Linked DNA regions of Homo sapiens: region 1 is linked to region 2. The links are chromatin loops, found by intact Hi-C in ENCODE. Cell type or tissue: PC-9. All regions are shown on one strand. Region 1 holds the start of LOC107987064 (a long non-coding RNA gene). Region 2 overlaps SHB (SH2 domain containing adaptor protein B).

What was found. A loop is a pair of places that touch in the nucleus more often than their neighbours do. Peaks named below come from ENCODE experiments on the same cell type or tissue, not always from the same donor. Only the 100,000 strongest peaks of a DNase experiment are listed, where the experiment ranks them.
Region 1: a loop joins it to region 2, with 10 times the contacts of the local background. A loop is called at or near these places in 2 of 110 quality-filtered maps.

The regions. Positions count from the first base shown.
Region 1 is chr9:38,224,950-38,229,949 of GRCh38, reverse strand. LOC107987064 (a long non-coding RNA gene) reads left to right here and starts at 2,903. Exons shown (of 2, transcript XR_001746667.2): 1 at 2,903-2,965. RefSeq lists a silencer at 2,604-2,898. In PC-9, no CTCF peak of the experiment used is centred here; DNase peaks (open chromatin) are centred at 2,629 and 3,289; H3K4me3 peaks cover 1,412 bases; H3K27ac peaks cover 3,027 bases.
Region 2 is chr9:38,006,232-38,011,231 of GRCh38, reverse strand. The region is part of intron 2 of SHB (SH2 domain containing adaptor protein B); the gene reads left to right. Among named protein-coding and RNA genes, the nearest start is that of SHB, 60 kb to the left of the region's middle. RefSeq lists enhancers at 505-1,137, 1,704-2,645 and a silencer at 2,766-3,060. In PC-9, no CTCF peak of the experiment used is centred here; a DNase peak (open chromatin) is centred at 2,781; H3K27ac peaks cover 3,403 bases.

The DNA.
Region 1 (5,000 bases), 220 kb before region 2:
TATCATTCATTCATTCATTCATTTATTCAACTGATGCTTTTGAAACCTGCTTTGTGCCAAGTACTGGAGCTACAACTGCCGTAGAGACAGGCTTGGCCCTGGCCCTTGGGGAGGGTTTCTCCATCAAGCAGTCTTTTTCATCTTTGACCTCTCCCTAAGCACCCCTCCCCGATGGCCCTATCACATTTGACCTTCGGTGATGATCACATAAGTCAGCGTCTAATCCTCCCCACCAGAATGCCTGCTCCTGAGAGACTGAGATGGCGCCTTTCTCTAAATGGACCAGCGTAGCACCAAACACACATTAGATCGGAATCCAGCACGGATTTTTCAAACAGATGAAGCCAATCGTTTAACCTCCGCCTCTTCATCTGTATAATGGGAAACATTATCTCAGGGTTTTCTGAGTCGAATGTTCTGAGTTGATGAATGTGAAAGCACTTTGCAAATTGTACGCCTCTAAGCCCCAGAGGGGAATAAGCCTGTATTTACCACCATGACCACGCACAGCAGTTAACCAAAAAGAAACTCCATCCAGCTCTTCTGCAGATCCAGGATTGCAGTGTGAATCTCTCTGGAATCCGAGAGACAAAGCAAGTGCTGAAGAACCCCCGCCCCAACCCTGCATCCCTCCTTGCAGTTAAAAGGCGGGTCAATTACCACTGGCTCATTTGTAATCATTACAGTTGTGAGATTTTCCTGCTGATTGCTCCAGTTAAGAAGCCCCTCATCCATGGAAGGGGCTCAGGGCTTGAGAGCTCCTTTTGTCTTCCAGTTCCATCCAGTCCCACCCACTCTGAAGCTGGGAGAAAGGGTGTCAGGAATGGGGTGCAGGTGCCAGTCTGCCCTCAGTATCTATGAAGCCTCAAACGTTTTTCCAGGCTAACTTCTGATGGAGGAGCTCGAGAGATAATCCCATTATAGAAAGGGACCCCTGGACATTTTCATCAAGTTGATGCATATCGTCCATATTTCATCATCAGCCAGGCAGGCTTTCTCACTCTTTTGACACGAAAACAGACAGGTGGGGCTGTTTTGATTTGGGCTGCCTGGTTTTTTTCCCCAGGGAAGCCACTTCCTCTGGCTTGCATGATAATTGAATTTCACGGATGGAATCTTTCACATACTTCTCAATTAGGGATGTGTACAGGCAGCAAGATTTTTCAGGTGTTGATCTATGATTCTCACTCTATTTTTTTTATCTTTAATCTTAATTTCTGCCAGCTCTAAATCCAGCTTTGCTAAATAGTATTATTCTGACTTAAATGATCTAATCTGTTTGCCGTAAACCGGGTACAGCTGAAAATCGTGTATGCAGGAGATTTCCTCATTAATCACAGCTGACAAGAAATCAGAAATCAAGCAGCAAAATAGTCTCCGAAGGCCAAGTGCGGAGAAAGTGGGAGAAGTAGCTAACCGGGTCTGCTGGCCGAGCTAGGAGGGTGGGGGTTAGTCCCAGCTCTGTTTCCGAGGCTCTGGCTAAGTCTCTGCCCTCTGTGGGCTTCAGTTTCTACTTCCCTTCCTTTAAAAAAGGAAGGAAGGAAGCAGAGATGGGGGGGTGTCAGATCAATTGAGTCCTCAGGGATCTTTTCAGCTGCAACATTCTCTAAGCCTATACATGACCCCCCAAAAATGCCACCCAAATGACATCTTGGTATTTAAACGCACAGCTGAGGCTGGGTGCGGCGGTTCACACCTGTAATCCCAGCTACTCAGGAGGCTGAGGTGGGAAGATCGCTTGAGCCCCAGAGGTTGAGGCTGCAGCTCACTGCAAAATCACACCACTGTACCCCAGCTTGGACAACAGAGCAAGACTCAGCCTGAAAAAATAAAATAATAAATGCACAGCTGTTATTGACTCTTAAGAACACTAAGAGAACCTATAGTCTCAATCACTTTATCACAGCATTTTCCGAAGTGAGGGAAGCAAGATGATCGCAGGTAGTAAAGGAACATGGAATTCAGTCACACAGCAAAGCTGTCCCTCTTTCAAGCCCCATTCTTCTCAGCAGCTCAAGGAGAAAGGGCTCCGTTGGGTGCGAGCACATCGTCCATGCCTCTCTCAAGCCGACTCATCTCCCAGGGTAACAGACAGACAGCAGCCCTGGGCACCGCAGTTCCCTTGTCAAGCAGCAGATCCAGTTAGCCGCCAATATATGCTTGGTGGTGGGGCTCTGTGTGGTTTCTTTTTGTCCATATAGGGTAAAGGGTGTTTCCTTTTAGACATACTTGTTAAAGAGCTGATTTTAAAGAATATTACGTTAACGCAGAAGCTATGTGACTATGGCAAAAATTAAAAGTAGTAAGAATGTCTGGTTTCACAGTCTCTGGAAAAATATTTAGTGCCTGGTGGAAGGCCAGGCACTATTCAGGAACCAGGAAGACAGGTGAGTGACACCCTTAGGTCCTTAACCTCCCTCCCAACCCCCCAGTCCTATTTCCTGAGTGTCCAGGCTACCCTTACACCCCCACACCACCCCCAGCCTGCATCCTAGCGCCGATCACAAAGCCAGCACGCTCACCCCCGTGGGGGCCAGGGTTTCATCACTCTGCAGTAGGTGACCAACTCTACTGGTTTGTTTGGCCTCAGGCATTCCTGGGATGAGGGACTTTCCATTTCCAGGCAATCTGGACCATCTAGTTGGTCATCCTCCCGGTGAGCCCGCCCACTCCAAAAGTCATGCCTCCCTCCAGCTTCCTCACCCTCACCTCCTGGCTGTAGCTGCAGCTGCGGCGGAACAGCCCCCTCCCCCACACCCACAACCTGGCACCCTTCCAGATTCTGGTCTCTGCTTAGCACCGCCTGTCACCGTCTTTTCTAACCCTCCCCCACTCCACTTAAGAGCTACTTCACACTTCCCCCGCCCTCCCGGAGCCCCCCCCCCCCCCCGCTCCATTCGCCACTCTTCTCTCCCTCCACAGATGAGTTTGCTCCACTTGAGGATACAGAGCACCCCGGCAGCAGGTATGAACGAGCCCCCTCCCTCCCTGCCGACCCCCCCCTCACCTCCCCTTGCACCTGGATGCAGGCAGTCCAGCCCCCGCCCCCTTACTCTGTTCTCCTTCGTCTCTCCTGTATCTGCAGTCACTCCCATCCTACTGGCACCTTCCTGTCAATAACGCCCTCTCCATCAAACTACCCTCTCTCTTGTTGCGCCCAATAGCTCTCAGGGGGCTGTCTCCACTCCCCTTTCTCATCCCTTCCAGTCACTCACTTCCCCATCCCTGCACTTTGGCTTCTGCTTCCTCTAAAGCAGCTCTCTCCACATCTCTCTGATGCACTGCTAACTGCCAAATCCAGTGGATACTCAGTGTCCTTTGTTCTGAATGTTTTACAGATATTATCTCATTGGGCCGGGCGCGGTGGCTCACGCCTGTAATCTCAGAACTCTGGGAGGCCGAGGTGGGCGGATCGCCTGAGGTCAGGAGTTCAGACCAGCCTGGCCAACATGGTGAAACCCCGTCTCTACTAAAAATACACAAATTAGCTGGGTGTGGTGGCGGGCGCCTGTAATCCCAGCTACTCAGGAGGCTGAGGCAGGAGAATCGCTTGAACCCAGGAGGCGGCAGTTGCAGTGAGCCGAGATCACACCACTGCACTCCAGCCTGGGCGACAGAGTGAGATTATCTCAAAAAAAAAAAAAAAAAAAAGTATTACCTAGTTGAGCAAGACTATGTGTTAACATGAAATAAAATGATACAGGCCAGGCACGGTGGCTCAAACCTGTAATCCCAGCACTTTGGGAGGCCGAGGTGGGCGGATCACCTGAGGTCAGGAGTTCGAGACCAGCCTTGGCCACACCAACATGGTGAAACCCCATCTCTACTAAAAATACAAAAATTAGTCAGGCATGGTGGTGTGCACCTGTAGTCCCAGCTACTCGGGAGGCTGAGGCAGGAGAAGTGCTTGAACCCAGGAGGCGGAGGTTGCAGTGAGCTGAGATCATGCCACAGCACTCCAGCCTTGGAGACAAAGCAAGACTCCATCTCAAAAAAAAAAAAAAAGGAAAGAAAAGAAAATGATACAACAACCTAGCAAGATAGGCATTATTTACCCCCCACCTTTTACAGATGAGGCAACTGAGGAACAGAGAGGTTAAGTATCTTATCTAAAGTCACACAGCTACATGTGATGGAGCAGATGGCTCAGAAATCTGTGCTCCTAACACTCCCCTCTGGCACCTCTCTGCCACCTTCACTTCTGATGTTCATTGCCTTCCTCCTAATTTTTGTGTCCCCAGCACCTGGGATAGGGTCTGGCTCCCAGAGGCTGCTCAATAAGTGTTGTGGACTGAACTCACTGAATGCTTGTGGTGCACCCCTGTCCTCAGGGAAGTCATGGTCTAGGGGAGGAAGCAGACAAGTGACTGAACAGCAGCCACCAGTGTGCTCTGTGGGACATTTTCAGAGGCCTCCAGGGACACAAGGAGGAGAAGATGACAAGAGTGATGGAGAATAATAATAGCACCAGCCACACCAGAGTGGCCACTGTTTGTTGAATTCTAATATGCACCAACAACTATGCTAAAAAGTTTACATTATCTCATTGAGTCTTCAAAACAATCCTGTGAGGTAGGCATTATTTTTAAGCTCAGTTTAGAGATCAAGAAACCAAAGTTCGGAGAGGTTCACAGGGAAAGCTAGTGGAAAAGATGGAGCCTCCAACCTGGGGCGGGGTGTCCGGAAGGCGTTCCAGAGGTGGTGCCTCCTGAGCAGGGTTTTGAAGCACCATTGGGAACCAGTCAACTGAAGAAGAGCACAGGGGTGCTCCAGGGGGAGGACACAGCAGCTACAAAGGCCCAGAGGCCAAGAGCCTGGGCCCGTCAGGGAACCTCAGACAGCTGGGTGGGCCGGAGCTCAGAGAATGAAATGGGGACTGGGAAACCTGAGGCTTTCATGGGAAGCAGGTAGAGAAAAAGGGAGCCTGGCAAGGCCACTGGGAGGAATTTCAGCTCCATGGACCAGAGGCTTTCAAGTGGTGGTGTGTGTGTCAGAACTGC
Region 2 (5,000 bases):
CTGTTGAGGCAGTGATCAGGCAGCTAGCTTCACAGCCCCTTCTTTCCCTCTTCCCCAGGTCTTGATCCCAGGCTTAAGGTCCCCGGATGCATGAAATCCTGCTGATGCAGCAGGAAGGGCGCTGGACACTGATCAGGCTGACTTGGGTGCCTGGATAGGTCAGGGTGCCTAGCCCACTGAGAGCCGTGGTGTCATGGTAAAATAGGGCCTGTGATCCTGATGCCCATGTGGAAAACAAACTTTGCACATGTGCATAAGATTGTTGTTATTAGAGGACAGAGGGCCTGTTTGTCCTTCCTGTGGAATGCTGTGCTGTTGAATTCTCTAGTTATTCCCTGTAGGATCACCTACCCACCTGGAAGTAGGTTGCACCCTTGCCAGTGCTGGAGCAGGTGGTCCCTGGGCCCTCTGCAGTGCGCTCGGTCATTGCAGGGGCTCCAGGCCGGGCTGTGTTGGAGACTACACCAAATAACCTGGGCAGATACCGCCACTGCCCTCCAGGAACATCCACAGAGCAGATAGGCATGGACCTGGAGTGGTCAGTGGTGGGTGCACTGAGATGAGCATGTGGCTCTCCAGGAGTTCAGAGGAGGGAACAAGGGCTTCCAATTTGGGTGATCCAAGTAGAGTGGGTTGTGGGAGGTGGCGGTGATGAGAACTGAGTCAGGCATCCCAGGCCGAGGGAAAAGCTTGAGAAAAGCATAGAGGTGGGCCCTTGTTGCTAGAGAGGAGTGGCTGGAGATGAGGCTTTTGATGGGATAATGATAGGAAAATCTCATGGGGCAAGAGCATGTAGAGACTGACTGGGATCTGGAAGCCCAAGTTAACCTAAAGGCACAGCGTGTTTTTGTGCCTGAGATCGTCTCTTCACTGGCCTTCAGCCCTAGGAATTCTCAGAGGTAACCAAGGAGTTATGGTGGCATGGATGACAGTCATTAGCTTTTGCAAAGGGCTTCCCTGTGTGCCAGGCACTGCTCCAAGTACTTTCCAGAGATTAGCTCACTTAATCCTCGCCTATGAGGTATAGGGATGTTCATCATCCCCATTTTACAGAGGAGAATACTGAGCCTCAGATTAAATAAGCAGCAGAAACAGAACCAAGATGCACCTTCTGGAGCCCTCGCTTACAACTAAAACACTCTCTCATCTGTCCTGTGTTCCCCAGAGTCTGAGGAATAATTGGAAAATTTAGTTACTTAGGCCGCCTTTTTAGATGTTACTAACCCTTCCTCTGGCATCCTTTATAAAACTGTTCAAAGTGTCATCTCACAGGATGAATCTTTAAGCATTAATTGAAAGCATTTTCACATAATTTTTAATATGTAAGCAATTACACATTAAAAAGTCCTTAGCATGTTTTTATTATTAAATCAACTTTATAGCCTAATAAGAGGAAATTAAAGTCATTTCACACAGAGCCCCCCTGCTTTGACGTGGCTGTTTTCCTTGCTTACAACTGGCCTTCTGCCCTTTTTAACTGTGTGCTAGTAGGCACCGTCCAGATGAAGCCAGTCACTGATTTTAAAGGCAAGAGGGGATTTTTTTTGTATTTTCTCATCCTCTGGTGTGGCCTCTTCTAGTGGCAACATGCTCTCTGGGAGAATCATGGGGTTTATCATGTTAAAGACGATGTTCCAATTGTGGCCTCTGTGTTTCAGGAGAAAGGAGGCAGGAAGTACAGGTTCTAGCCTTGGCTCTGCCCCTGGCTCTGCCCTTGGGCAGGTTGCTTCTCTTCTCTGGGCTTCAGTTCCCTCATCTCTAAAATCAGATTCTGCCTCCTTCACTGGGTGTCAAGAGGATTCTTAGAGGTCATGGGTCTGGAGTGACTTCATAAATCCTTTGGTTACCCGCCTCTGCGGTCACACTGGGCTTCTCCAGCTGCCCTTGTCAGGCCTGGTTCTAACAGTCCTGAGGGTCCTGCCCCACCCCCAGCCACCTCCATGTGGCATCAGCCTCAGCCCCTCCCAAAAGCATGCATGCTGCTGTCTCTGCTCTCAGGACAGACAGGACACCATTCTGGACAGCCAGCTCTAGAGGCCCTTCCTAGGGCTCCTGTTCTCTCATTCTGGAATGAACTCTCCCGGAGACCGGCAAATGCTTCTCAGAAAAAGGAGCCTGTGAGTCTTGCTTGGGTGTCAGAGAAGCTGCCTCTGGCCACCCTGCCTGAGACTTCAGCCTTCCTCTCATATTTGCCGTCAGCCCTGACCCCTGGTTCCAGGCAGCACTGTTCCCCTGAGCTGGGAAAGCAAAGGGCCTTCTGTCTGGGTCCTGAGTCCAGGCCATTCCCAGCCCCAGCTCTGTAGTGCCGTGGACTCTGCTCCCAGGATGTCCACACACTTGCCTCCCTGCACAGCTCTGCTCCCCAAAGCCTGTACCCTGAGCCCCCTCACTTCCTTCTGTCCTGCTGCCTCTCACCCTCTCCAGGCCTCAAGCTCCTCCCTGGCCTGCCCTCCCCACCAAGACACCACAGGCTTCAGCCTGTCCTGGTGGTCACAGCTCTCCCCCAGCTGGATCATGGCAGGATGGAACTGTCCTTGAGGAGCAGTGCTTCTGGCCCCATATAGGCTTCCTGCCCGAGGCCCAGAGAGGGTTGTGCACTAGCCAAGTTTACACAGCAGCAAGCCACAGGGCAAGTCTCCTGACTTCCATCCTGGAGCTCCTGGGCCTTATTTTGAAATGTTGTGAAATCTGTTGTCAATCCTCCTGCCTGGCAGGTAGCAGGCTTGGTCGTAGACTGTGCAGAGTTCCCTGGCTGGTCTGTCATTTGCCAGAATGACTTACCTACCGGACAGGAAGGAGATCATCAAGTGTAAATAGATTTCATATTAGTCACCTGATGACTTTCCTATTCTTAAGAAACAGCAGGGCTCACACACCCAGCCCAGTGGTGCTCACCCGCAGAGCTGTGGGCGGGGAGAGAAGTGGGAAGCCTGGGTTTCCATGGCGACCAGCGGGCCCACTCTAGGAGCCACTTCCTATTCTCTCACCCCGGCTCCCCTCTTGTCTTTGACCCCTGACACTGAGCACGTTCAGGTTTTCAGGAAAGTTGCAGCAGGCCTGGAATAGGCCAAGGAGAGCAGACAGTCATTGATAGCACCCCCGCTGTGGGCTGAGGGTCCTTGCCCTCCAGGTGCTCCTGTCACATGGGGAAGGTGGACAGGGGCCCAGAGAACACTTGATGTCTGTAGTATAAAACAAACTAAGAAAAATTACACTGGAGAGAGAAATCTGGTCTTGGAGAACACAGAAGAAGGAGTGGTACAGCCTCTGGGACCAAAGTGTGCTGCACAAAGAGGGCAGCATCCCAGCAAAGCCAAGCTTGAGGTCCTGACTCAAAATGACCTCCTCAGGGAGGCCTTCTGGCCACTTATCTTACATTTCCACCCCTCCCCCACCTCTCTGATGTTGTTCCTTAACACTTGTCATTATTTAGCATATTACATACTTTTTTTACATTTCCCTTGTTTGTTGTCTGTCTCACTGCTGAGATGTGGCCTTCACAAGGGCAGAGATATAGGTTTTGTTCCCTGTTAGAACCTGAAGTACCTGGTACAAAGTAGGTTGTCAGTAAACACTGGTTGAATGAATGAGTGCATTAATTCACTCCTGGGACCTGGGCTGGTCCACAGAGTCCTGGGTGCCCCTCAGGAGCCCAGGGACCTCCTATCCTCCTCCAAAGAATGCCAGATCTGGAAAGTCTGAGTTTAGCCACTTGCTAGGTGGGCAGGGAGGCTGCCTTGGCGTCAGGGTGGGAGTTGGGTGGGCGTTCTGACCAGTTCTGTCTCCGCAGCCGGCGGACTGCATAGGGATAGCTGATTCTGCCTCTTTTCCTTCCCTCTCTGGGCCGAGAGCTCCGTGAAGGAAGGGACTGGTCCTCACCCATCTTCATTTCTCTTCTGGGCCCAGTAAATATTCACCGATTGCATGAATGAGTATAGGAATGCAAGTCTGTATGGAGAAGAAAGAAAAGGAAACAAACAAATACTCACTATAAGCAGCCTCTCCCATTCTGCTGTGACTTGCTTGCTTGAAGTCACAGGGCCTGGGTCAGGGGAAAAATGCAGTGCATTCATTCATTGACTGGGTGGCTATTTGTGAGCACCTGCCATGTGCTGGCACCGTTCTATGCTCCCGGGTCTATGCATGAACAAAACAAAGTTGTTCTCATGGAGTTAACAGTTGAGTGAGGGACCAAGGTGGCAGTAGCCTACCCATGATTCCCCGAAACTCATTTACTAGATGCTGTGGCTCCGGGTTATCAAGGGCTGGAATTCAGGGGCTTTCTCAAAGTCAGGAGCTGAGTGGAGACTTGTCCCCAGGGCCAGGGCCACCTTCAGTAGGAAGGATGGTCTCAGTGCTGTCTTCTGGGGATAAGGGGGACAGCTGTGGCCCAGTGGCTGGCAGGTGTGTTCCTCTGTCCTTGGCCCCAGTAGAGGAGCACGGGCCCTGAGGGTTGCCATTGGTTTTCCCCGTGCTGCTGGCACTAAGCCTCATAGATGTGAGGGCCCAACAAACAGATTGCAGTCCTGCTGAGCGTTTGTCAGCGAGGGCTCAGGCCCCTCGGAACACATCCCTAACTCCTTGTCTTTCCTGGCAGCTGTGAGAGAAACGTGCATTTTACCCAAGGTAGAAATACAGGAATAGGAATGTGAAATGGAGGAGTTCACCTCCCCAGGCCTGCCTCAGCCTTGCATTTCAGAATCCCAGAGAGACATTAAAAGATCTGAAAGTGCAGAAACTGATGGAGATACCTGTCCTGAAATAGGCTCAGGGAGACTCAGATTAATCTGCAGCAAAGCTCCTGCATCCTGTACCCGCCCAGCTCCCTGCGTGCTGGGCAGGGTGTGGAAACCTTGCGGAAACCCACACTGCAGGGGTGTGGCACGATTAGGAAGTCATTTAGGAAAACAGGCCCGCCTGGGAGTGTGGGATGGAATCTTGCAGCGCCTAGCAAGAGGCAGGGAGACAGGTTCTATGGTTCCGAGGCTATAGCAATCATC